2 separate regions of the Homo sapiens genome follow, and region 1 is linked to region 2. A link is an interaction called in ENCODE POLR2A ChIA-PET data of the cell type or tissue named here. Cell type or tissue: MCF 10A. All regions are shown on one strand. Links, peaks and the distances in the headings refer to the core of each region. The heading gives the core; the rest is flanking DNA.

The links. ChIA-PET counts read pairs that join two places held together with the same protein. Peaks named below come from ENCODE experiments on the same cell type or tissue, not always from the same donor. Only the 100,000 strongest peaks of a DNase experiment are listed, where the experiment ranks them.
Region 1: POLR2A ChIA-PET joins it to region 2 with 6 read pairs; 2 of 35 experiments call an interaction of 5 or more read pairs at or near these places.

The regions. Positions count from the first base shown.
Region 1 is chrX:113,381,505-113,387,392 of GRCh38, reverse strand. All of the region lies in intron 3 of LOC101928437 (a long non-coding RNA gene), which reads right to left. Among named protein-coding and RNA genes, the nearest start is that of XACT, 230 kb to the left of the region's middle. In MCF 10A, for the core only: no CTCF peak of the experiment used is centred there; a DNase peak (open chromatin) is centred at 2,582.
Region 2 is chrX:113,655,532-113,661,419 of GRCh38, reverse strand. No RefSeq gene overlaps it. Among named protein-coding and RNA genes, the nearest start is that of XACT, 40 kb to the right of the region's middle. In MCF 10A, for the core only: no CTCF peak of the experiment used is centred there; no DNase peak of the experiment used is centred there.

The DNA of each region.
Region 1 (5,888 bases), core at 969-4,968, 270 kb after region 2:
AAGAAATTAAAGGCATTCAAATAGGAAGTCAAACTACCGCTGTTTGAAGATAACATGATTCTATATCTAGAAAACCCCATAGTCTCAGCCCAAAAGCTCCTTGATCTGATAAACAGCTGCAGCAAAGTTTCAGGATACAAAATCAGTGTACAAAAATCGGTAGCATTTCTATACTTCAACAACATCCAAGCTGAGAGCCAAGTCAAGGAAGCCATTTTACTGATAATAGTCACAAAAAGAATAAAATACCTAGGAATACAGCTAACCAGGAAGGCAAACATCTGTACAATGAGATTTAGAAAACACTGTTCAAAGGAATCAGAGATGACACAAACAAATGGAAAAGCATGCCATGCTCATGGATTGTAAAACTTGATATCATTCAAATGGCCGTGCTGCCTAAAGCAATTTACAGATTCAAAGCTATTCCTATCAAACCACCAATGACATTCTTTACAGAACTAGAAAAAAAACTATTTTGAAATTCATATGGAACCACAAAAGTGCTCGAGTAGCCAAGCCAATCCTAAGCAAAAAGAACAAAGCTGGAGGCATCACATTTCCTGACTTCAAACTATAATACAAGGCTACAGCAACTATAACAGTATGGTACTGGTACAAAAACAGGCATATAGATCAATGGAACAGAACAGAGAGCCTAGAAATAATGCCACACACCTACAACCATCTGATCTTTGACAAAGTTGACTAGAACAAGCAATGGGGAAAGGACTCTCTAGTCAATAAAGGGTGTTGGGATAACTGGCTAGCCATGTGCAGAAAATTGAAATTGGACTCCTTCCTTATACCATATATAAATATCAATTCAAGGTGGACTAAAGACTTAAATGTAAAACCCCAAACTATAAAAACCCTGAAAGACAACCTATGCAATACCATTCTGGACATAGGGAGGAACAAAGATTTCATGACAAAGATGCCAAAAGCGATTGCAACAAAAGCAAAAATTGACAAATTGGATCTAATCCAACTTAAGCATTTCTGCACAGCAAAAGAAACTATCAACAAAGTAAACAGACAACATACAGAATGGGAGAAGATTTTTCCAAACTATGCATCTAACAAATGGCTAATATCCAGCATCTATAAGGAACTTAAACAAATTTACCAGAAAAAAACAACTCCATTAAAAAGTGGCAAAGAACATGAAGAGACACTTCTCAAAAGAAGACATTCATGTGGCCAGCAAACATATGAAAAAAATCTCAACATCACTCATCATTAGAGAAATGAAATTCAAAACCACAGTGAGATACCATCTCATATCAGTCAGAATGGCAATTATTAAAAAGCCAAAAAATAACAGATGCTGGCGAGGTTGTGGAGAAAAAAGAACATTTTTATATTGTTGGTGGGAGTATACATTCATTCAACCATTGTGGAGGACAGTTTGGTGATTCCTGAAGGACCTAAAGAGAGAAATACCATTCAGCCCAGCAATCCCATTACTGGGTATACACCCAAAGGAATATAAATTATTCTATTATAAAGACACATGCACGTGTATGTTCATTGCAGCACTATTCACAATAGCAAAGACATGGAACCAATCTGCATGCCCATCAATGACAGACTGGATGAAGAAAATGCAGTATGTACACACCATGGAATACTATGCAGCCATTAAAAAAAAAACAAAACAAAACTATGTCCTTTGCAGCAACACGAATGGAGCTTGAGGCCATTATCCTAAATGAATTAACAGAAACAGAAAACCAAATACCACATGTTCTCACTTATAAGTGGGAGCTAAACAGTGAGTACACATGGATACAAAGAAGGGAAGAACAAACAATGGGGCCTAATCGAGAGTGGAGAGAGGGAGCAGGATGAAGATCGCAGAACTACCTATTGGGTACTGTGCTTATTATTTGGGTGATGAAATAATCTGTACACCCAAACCCCCATGACACTCAATTTACATTTATTAAAAAAACTGCACATGTGCCCGAAACCTAAAAGTTAAAAAATAGGTTATTATAGAAGACAATAATATAATATGCACTGGTGAAGTAGGTATATTCACATACCATTCTATAAAATATGACTTATTTAGATCGAATGATTGGTTTTTTTTAAATTGATTGCTTTAATTTTCTATTATTATGTATGTATAAAAAGTGGCTTGGTAGTTGTGATTACACAGGCTTCATTAGCAGAAAAACTTCATAAACAGCAAAATATACCAGTTTTATATCAGTGTAGTGTGATCAAATGCTTCAAATAGAAAATCGGATTATTCCAATAATCTTCAGGGTTTTTTTTTTAACCAATGGACAAATGGCAAGTAAAGCTTTAGAGAAGTCTTTATTTTGAAAATAAAATATCTAATATTTTGTTGAGTTATCAGTAAAGTTTCAATATTGAACATAAAGCTATGTTTTATGATAATGTAAATATAAACATTAGTAGAGCACACATTTTTTTTTCTAAATTAAGAGGCCTGTGAATCAGACATGTGCTTGCAATTGTTGTGTTGGACACATAATTCATGATTTCGTCCAACTAAGTTTCAGCATCACCAGGGAATTTCTTTGGAATGCAAACTCTTGGGCCCCATCCCAGATCTAATGAATCAGCAGCTCTGGCAGTGCAGTCCGGCAATCTGTGTTGACAGCCTTCCAGCATATTCTGATGCACACGAAGGTTTGAGACCATTGATATAGGTTATCTGTAAGCACTCCTTGGCTTTCCTCACAAATAGGTTTGGAAATTCTGGAAAAAGGATCACAGCTAACAAACATTTACTGAGTGCCTACCAGGTATTAGGCTCTGTGTAAGTGCTTTAAATAGATTATTTCATTTCATTCTTTCAAAAAAATGAGAAAGATACTATTGCTACTCTCACTTCATGGGCGGGGGAACTGATAATATCAAGATGGTGAAGTGCCACAAGGCCCATGACATAAAAAAAATTGAGCTAGAATATTAATCCAAGCAGTCTCCCCAAATACTCCTCTGCAGCCTCCCTTTCTCCATTAGCTCCACCAGTCATCCTCAGAGTAAGATGAGCAAGAGAGAGAAAACTATAAAATGGTTCTAGTTATTTAATTATAAGTGATATATTATGATAACTGTTGGAAAGCTGGAAGATGGAATTAGTTTACTTGGTCAAAGATAAATAATTCACTATGGTCATAAATACTACCCTTAACATTGATTTAAACATTTTTACAGGTTTTGAATGATTACTATTCAGTAGACACAGTTGGACTATGATGTATTATGTAGAAGTAATTGTATGTTCATGAATTAAAGTGCCATAACAGTATTCTACATGATCTCTTGTATTCTTAGCCATCTTTGAGCCAAACTATGAAGCTATTTTGTACAAAATGAATATAGAAATTTTTGTCCTGCAATAAAACATGAAAAATACACTCTTTGTCATTACAATATTATCTGAGCTAGTTTTTTGTGAAAACAATGAAAGAAGCAAAAAAAGTACCACAGTTTCCAGAGTAACATTAAAAAAGAAGACATCTTCATTTTTCCTTGCATTTTTATCCCATAAGATGATTTAATTGCTCTTTCATTTAAGCATTTCTGCCTACAGCATGGATCACAAACTTCCAAAGGCTGCTCATTCTCTGTGTAAGAAAATTCATTTTTATATGATGATGTTTTGGGGAATAAAATTAATTAATTTTATTACCTAAACTCACCCTTTTAAATTTACAAAAAAGTATAAGCAAACTTCAATGGACACTTTTTTTTCCACTGAATAAGAGATATGCTCTATTCCCAACTGTACTTATGAGTTGCTGGAATGTAAACATTTATTCTCATAAAAAGTGGGAAATCAGTCCTTTTCTTCAGCTAATTAACTCATCTATCTGTGAAATTTTGATGACTGATTTAGTAAATATGCAGTAGATTTTTTCCAAACACTGTCTTCTAAACTAAATGAACCAATCTCAGCCTCAACATGATGCTGCTTGGTTGGAAAAAATAACAACAATAAATACAATAGATTTATCTGTCCTTATTTTTGGCAAACTTTTAAGAATGTTAAAACAGTTACAAATTTTAGTTATGGCATTTGTTTTTTTCTGTTTTTTTTTGTTTTGTTTTGTTTTTGATTTTTTTATTTCAATACCTTTAGAGTACAAGTGGATTTTAGTTACATGGATGAATTGTATAGTGGTGAAGTCTAGGATTTTATTGTACTCATCACTCAAGTAGTATGGTACCCAATAAGTAGTTTTTCATCCCTCACCCACCTTCCACTCTCCCCTCTTCCGAGTCTCCCATTTTCACTATACCCTTCCGTATGCTTTTGTGTTTAGGTCTCACTTATAAGTGAGGACAGGTGATATTTGGTTTTCCATTCCTAAGTTACTTCACTTAGAATAATTGCCTCCAGGTCCATCCAAGTTGCTGCAAAATACATTATTTCATTATTTTTTATGGCTGAGTAGTATTCCCTGCTATATATGTGCCACATTTTCTTCATCTACTCATCAGCTGATGACACTTAAGTTGATTTCAAATCTTTGCAATTGTAAATTGTGCTGCAATTTAGTTCTTTGTGACATCTCCATACTGTTTTCCATAGAGGTTGTATTAATTTACATATCCACCAGCAGTGTATAAGCATTACATTTTTACCACATCCATAGTAACATGTATTGGTTTTTGACTTTTTAATAATGGCCATTCTGGCTGGCATAAGGTGGTAACTCATTGTGGTTTTAATTTGCATTTCCCTGATGATTAGTGATGTTAAGCATTTTTAAATATGTTTGTTGGCCATTTGTATATCTTCTTTTGAGAAATGTCGATTCATGTTCTTTTCCCACTTTTTAATGAATTATGTTTTTTCTTGCTGACTTTTTTGAGTTCCTCGTAGATTCTTGAAATTAGTCCTTTTTTAGATGTATAATTTGCAAGTATTTTCTCCCATTTTATAGGTTGCCTGTTTACTCTGGATTATGTCTTTTGCTATGCAGAAGCTTTTTAGTTTAATTAGGTCCTATGTATTTATATTTGTTTTTGTTGCAATTGCTTTTGGGGTCTTAGTCATAAATTCTTTGCATAGGCCAACGTGCAGAAGAGTTTTTTCTATGTTTTCTTCTACAATCTGTATGGCTTCAGGTCTTTAAGTCTTTAATCAATCTTGAGTTAATTTTCCTATGTGGTGAAAGATTGGGATCCAGTTTTATTCTTCTACATGAGGCTATCCAGTTTTCCCAGCACCATTTATTAAATAGGGTAGCCTTTCTCCAATTTGTGTTTGTATGCTTTGTCAAAAATCAGTTGGTTGTAAGTATTTGGCTTTATTTCTGTGCTCTCTATTCTTTTCCATTGGTCTTTGTATCTACTTTTATAGCAGTTCCATGTGGTTTTGGTAACTATAGCCTTGCAGTATAATTGGAAGTGGGGTAATATGATGCCTCCAAATTTATTATTTTTCTTTAGAATTGCTTTGGCTATTCAGGCTCTTTTTGAATTCCATATGAATTTTAAGATTATTTTCTCTTTAATTCTGTAAAACATGATGTTGGTATTTTGATGGAAATTGCATTGAATCTGTAGATTGCTTTGGGGAGTATGGTCATTTTCACAATATTGATTATTCCAGTCCATGCACATGGGATGTATTTCCATTTGTTCGTGTCATCTATGGCTTCATTCAGCAGTGCTTTGTAGTTCTCCTTGTAGAGACTTTTCACTTTATAGGTTCAGTATGTTCCTAGGTATGTTATTTTGTAGCTATTATAAAAGCGACTGAGTTCTTAATTTGATTCTCAGCTTGGTCATTGTGGTGTATAGCAGTGCTACTAATTTGTGCACATTGATTTTGTAACCTGAGACTTTGCTGAATTCATTTGCCAGATCTAAGAGTCTTTTGGAGGAGTTGTTAG
Region 2 (5,888 bases), core at 758-4,757:
TGAGCAGTATGACCATTTTCACAACAGTGATTCTTCCTATTCATGAGCATGGACTGTTTTTCTATTTGTTTGTGTCCTCTCTGTTTTCCTCGAGCAGTAGTTTGCAGTTCTCCTTGAAGAAGTCCTTCACATCCCTTTTTAGCTGTATTCTTAGGTATTTTATTCTCTTTGTAGCCATTGTTAATGGGAGTTGTCATTTTGGCTCTCTGCTTGTCTATTGTTGATGTATAGGAATGCTTGTTATTTTTGCACATTGATTTTGTGTCCTGAGACTTTGATGAAGTTGCTCATCAGCTTAAGGAGCTTTTGGGCTGAGACACTGTGGTTTTCTAGATATAGGATCATGTCGTCTGCAAATAGTGACAGTTTGCCTTCCTCTCTTCCTATTTGAATTTGCTTCCTTTCTTTCTCTTGCCTGATTGCCCTGGCCAGAACTTCCAATACTAAGTTGAATAGGAGTGGTGAGAGGGCATTTGTCTTGTGCCATTTTTCAAGGAGAGTGTTTCCAGTTTTTGCCCATTCAGTATGCTATTAGCTGTGGGTTTGTCATAAATGTCTCTTATTATTTTGAGATTTGTTCCATCCATACCTAATTTATTGAGAGTTTTTAACATAAAGAGATGTTGAATTTTATTGAAGGCTTTTTCTGCATCTATTGAGATAATCATGTGGTATTTGCCTTTAGTTCTGTTTATGTGATGAATTATGTTCATTGATTTGCATATGTTAAACCAGCCTTGCATACCAGGGATGAAGCCGACTTGACCCTGGTGGATAAGCTTTTTGATGTGTTGCTGGATTTGGTTTGCCCGTATTTTATTGAGGATTTTTGCATCAATGTTCACCAAAGATATTAGTCTGAAGTTTTCTTTTTTTTGTTGTATCTCTGCCAGGTTTTGGTATCAGGATGATGCTGGCCTCATAAAATGAGTTAGGGAGAAGTCCCTTCTTTTCAACTGTTTGAAACAATTTCAGAAGGAATGGTGCCAGCTCTTCTTTGTACCTCTGTTAGAATTTAGCTGTAAATCCGTCTAAACCTGGGCTTTTTTTGTTGTTGTTGGTAGGCTATTTATTACTGCCTCAATTTCAGGACTTGTTATTGGTCTATTCAGGATTCGACTTCTTCCTGGTTTAGTCTTGGGAGGGTGTATGTGTCCAAGAATTTATCCATTTCTTCTAGATTTTCTAGTTTATTTGTGTATAATTGTTTATCGTATTCTCTGATGATTTTTTGTATTTCTGTGGGGTCATTGCTGATAGCCCCTTTACTATTTTTTATTGTGTCTTCTCTTCTTTATTAGTCTAGCCAGTTGGTCTATTTTATTAATTTCTTAAAAAAAAAACCCGCTCCTGGATTCATTGATTTTTTGAAGGGGTTTTCGTGTTTTATCTCCTTCAGTTCTACTCTGATCTTAGTTATTTCGTGTCTTCTGCTAGCTTTTGAATTTGTTTGGTTTCTCTAATTCATTTAGTTGTGATGTTGGGTGTTGATTTGAGAACTTTCTAGATTTTATTTTTTACACTTTTTGTAACACTTAGTAGTGTTTTTCAAGGTCTAGGTACATAGATGGTACTTTAAAAAATGCTTACTGAAGTATAATTTGTGCATAATAAAATTCAAAAATTTTAGTGTACAGCTTCATGAGTTTTGACAAATGCATACTATTGTGTAGTTGCCATGAAGATTAAGATACAGAATATTTTCTATCAGTTCAAAAATTTCTCTCATGATCTTTGTAGTTAAACCCTTCTTCCATACCCAGTATCAAGCAACAACAAATGCCAAGCCCAGTGCAACTCTTGAGAAGATTGACTAGATGCTACACAATACAAGCCTAATAGAAATAGAGGAAAATTCATTTAAAATATATACTCTACCATCTGTATTGTACACACGATATTAAATAATCAATTAAAAATGATGACACCAGAAAAAACTAACATTTTCTAAAAACAATCAACAAAACCAGCTTCAGAGATGAGCTACATATTGGTAATATAAAATAGAGATTTAAAATTAACTATTGTTAAATATATTAAAGGCTCAAGTGGAAAAGGAGGGCAACATAAATGAATAGAGGTAGAATTTCAACAAAAAGATTGAAACTATATAAAACAATCAAATTGAAATACTAGACCTAAAAAAAACATGGTAATAGAGATGATGTATGCCTTAAACAGTTTTTTAGGTAGACTTCATCTAGCTGAGGAATGAATGAATGAATTAGAAGGTGTCAACAAAAATTACCCAAATTATTATTCAAAGAGAAAAAAAGAATAAAATAATAAAATATCCTATAATTGTGGAACAGTATCAAATGGTCTAACATCTGAGTAGTGATATCACAGAATAAGAGAGAAAGAAATGGGCAGAATAAATATTTAAGTGGTGTCATAGAGGTTTCTGAAAATCAAGTCATAATACCCTAAAAGTCCTAGAGAACCCAAAACAAAATAAAGAATAACAGACTTAGAAACATCCTAGTTAAAAGGCTTAAACCCATGATTAAGAGAAAATCTTGAAGGCAGCCAGAGTTGAAAAAACACATTATATACAAGAAGAAAGAAAATAATTAGATTCACTATGTCATCAGCTGCTGTGCAACTAAGAAAACAATGCAATGACGTCTCTAAAGTAATCAAAGAAAATCACCATCAACTCAAATTCTATATCAAGTGAAAATATTTTTCAAAATAAAGGGAAAACATGCTTTTGCAAACCAGAAAAAAAAGGCTGAGAGAATTTATTATAGACCAAAAGAGTGGTTAAAGGATCAATTCATTACAACAAAAAAAGAGGTTAAAGCAGGTTCTCCAGGCATAAGAATATGATACCAGACAATAACTTGGATATACATACATAGACAAAACAATGAAAAACTGCATATAGTTTAAATGAAGGTAACTATAATGTATTTTTTTACTTTAGTAACTCCAAAGTGTAATTTACTGTATACAAGAAAAATAGTAACAATACATTGTATGTTTATAATATATGTAGAAGTAAACTATGTAACAATAGCACAAAAGAGGAGAGAGAAAAATTTAAGTATACATTTTTATGGCTCTTATAGTAAATATGGAGCTCTGATATAGTTTGGATGTTTGTCCTTTTCAAATCCCATGTTGCAATGTAACCCCCAATGTCGGAGGTAGAGCCTGGTAGGAGGTGTTTGGGTCATAGGAGCAGATCCCTCATGAATGTCTTGGTCCCCTCCCCATGGTAATGAATGAGTTCTCACTCTATTAGTTCACATGAGAGCTGGTTGTCTTAAAGAGCTTGGCATCTCTCTCGCTCCCCCTCTCGACATGCCACTGCCCTTCCCCTTGCCTTTTGCTATGAGTAAAAGCTTCCTAAAGTCCTAACCAGAAGCAGATGCTGGTGCCATGCTTCTTGTGCAGGCTGTAGAATGATTAGCCAAATCAACCTTTTTTCTTTATAAATTCCCCAGCCTCAGGTATTCCTTTACAGCGATGCAAAATGGACTAATTCAGTCTCTAAATATTATTTGGGTAGGCTGTGATAAATTAAAAATGCATAACGTAAAGCTGGGAGAAACATTCCATTTTTCTTAAAGAATTTAAATAATAAGCCAATAGTGGAAGCAAATGAAATAAATAATTCAATAGCAGGCAGAAAGAAAAGAAACTATAACAGAGAACAATAAAAAACAACTCTCAATGTGATAGATTTTAATCCAGCCGTATCAATAATTAAATTAAGTGTCTAACGACACCAATAAAAAGGTAGACATTGGCAAACTGGGCATATGTGAAAACCACCTTCTAGCTATGTATATTTCAATCTAGATTCCCCACTACCCTTATGTTTCTGGCTGTTCACTGCAGCACACATTCATAACATAACATGACCTTACACTTTCCTGTCATAATGCAAGGTAAGTTAGCACAGTGAGCTGTAGGAGTATACTTGGAAGCCATTCTTATGCCAGTAATCCTAGCTATAATTATAGATGACAATAAGTGAGAACCAAAATTTCACACATTACTCCACAGCCAAACTAAATGTATTTCTAACACAACCTCTTTTCACCATGATCCCCAAAGTGCCTGTGCCCTCTCCAAAACTACATGAGAGAAAAAATGATGGAGAGAGATTTGAAGTATAAAGAACAGTTATTTAACCAATTGTGTTTAAAATGTCTCAGTTTTAAAAACATTACAAGAATATGAGACCATGTAAGCATATTGATTTTAGGGCCTTGGAAAGTGTGTTTGTTCAGGTGAGGGGCCGTGAAGTTTAAATCTGGCACAGATACATATATATGTCTCAGGTCACATTTTTAAAATAAACTTAAAAAAATTTATTTTAGAACAGCTTTAGATTTATAGAGCTATTACAAAGATAGTTCAGCGAGTTCTTGTACACCTTCACACAGTTTTTCCTATTATTAGCATCTTATTATAGTACATTTGCCACAATTAATAAATCAATATTGATATATTAATGTTACTAAAGTACATTATTAAGATTTTTCCAAATTTTCCAAAGGTTATTTTTCTGTTACAGAATCCTATCCAGCAGATCCTATTGCATTTAGTTGTCATGTTTCCTTAGACTTCTACTGACTCTGACATCTCAGACTTTCCATGTTTTTGAAGCCCTTGAGAATTCAAGTAGTACTGGCCAGGTACTTTGTAGAATGTCCCTCAGCTGGGATGTATCTGGCATTTTTCTCATTATTAGATTAAAGTTTTGGGGAAAGAAGACCACAGCAATAAAGTACAACTCCCATCACATCATTTTAAGGGTATACACTATCACTATCATTTGTTAACATATGTGTGCATGTGTCTTTATAGTAGTACTGGACTTGAAGATTCTACGGATTTTCAAAGATGTTTAACGTGCTATTGGTCACTATAGTATCATAAAGAACAGTTTCACTCCTTAAAAAAAAGCCCTGTGATTTAATCCCCCACCTCCCTGTCTGCACAGGGAATCACTGAAATGGCAGGGAATCACTGAAATGTTTACCATCTCAATGGGTTTACCTTTTCCAGAATGTCACATAATTGGAATAATACAATATGTAACTTTTATAGACTAGCTTCTGTTACTTGAAATATAAATTTAGGTTTAATCCCTGACTTTTTATACTTTGATAGCTCATTTATTTTTTATCACTGAATGTTAATCCATTGTCTATCCATTCACCCATTGAAAGATATTATGGTTGCTTCTAGGTTTTGTTGACTTTGGTGAGTATGATAATATAATGACTATAAACAAAACTTCTGTAAATATCCACATGAAGGTTTTTTTTGCAGACATAAATTATCAGATCAGTTGGGTAGATACTTAGACACATGATTGCTAAATTGTATGGTAAGATGACATCTAATTCTGTAAGATAATGGGTTGTTCTATAAAAGTCAATTAGATCCAATTCATTGATAGTGTTGTTCAAGTCAAATATATCCTTATTCACTTTCTGCCAGTATAATCTATCAATTACTGATGGAGATGTTTGTAAGTATGCTGATGAAATCCCTAACTTTAATAAAAGATTTGTTTATTTTTCCTTCAATTCTATCAGTTTTTGCCTCAGGCATTTTGATGCTCTGTTATTAGGTGCATACATGTTTAGGATAGTTATATCTTTTTAGAAAATTGATCCCTTCATCATTATGTACTATCCTTTTTATCACTGATTACTTGTTTTTGCTCTGAATTTTGTTTTTGTGAAATTCATGTAGGTACTTCAAGTTTATTTTGCTTAGTGTTAGCATGATATATCTTTCTTCATCCCACTACTTTTAACACATAGGGCTCACTCTAATTAAGCAGATTTGTTATTGAATTATATCTTACGGTCTTGTCTTTTAACCTACTCTGGTAATCTCTGTATTTTAATTGGTGCACT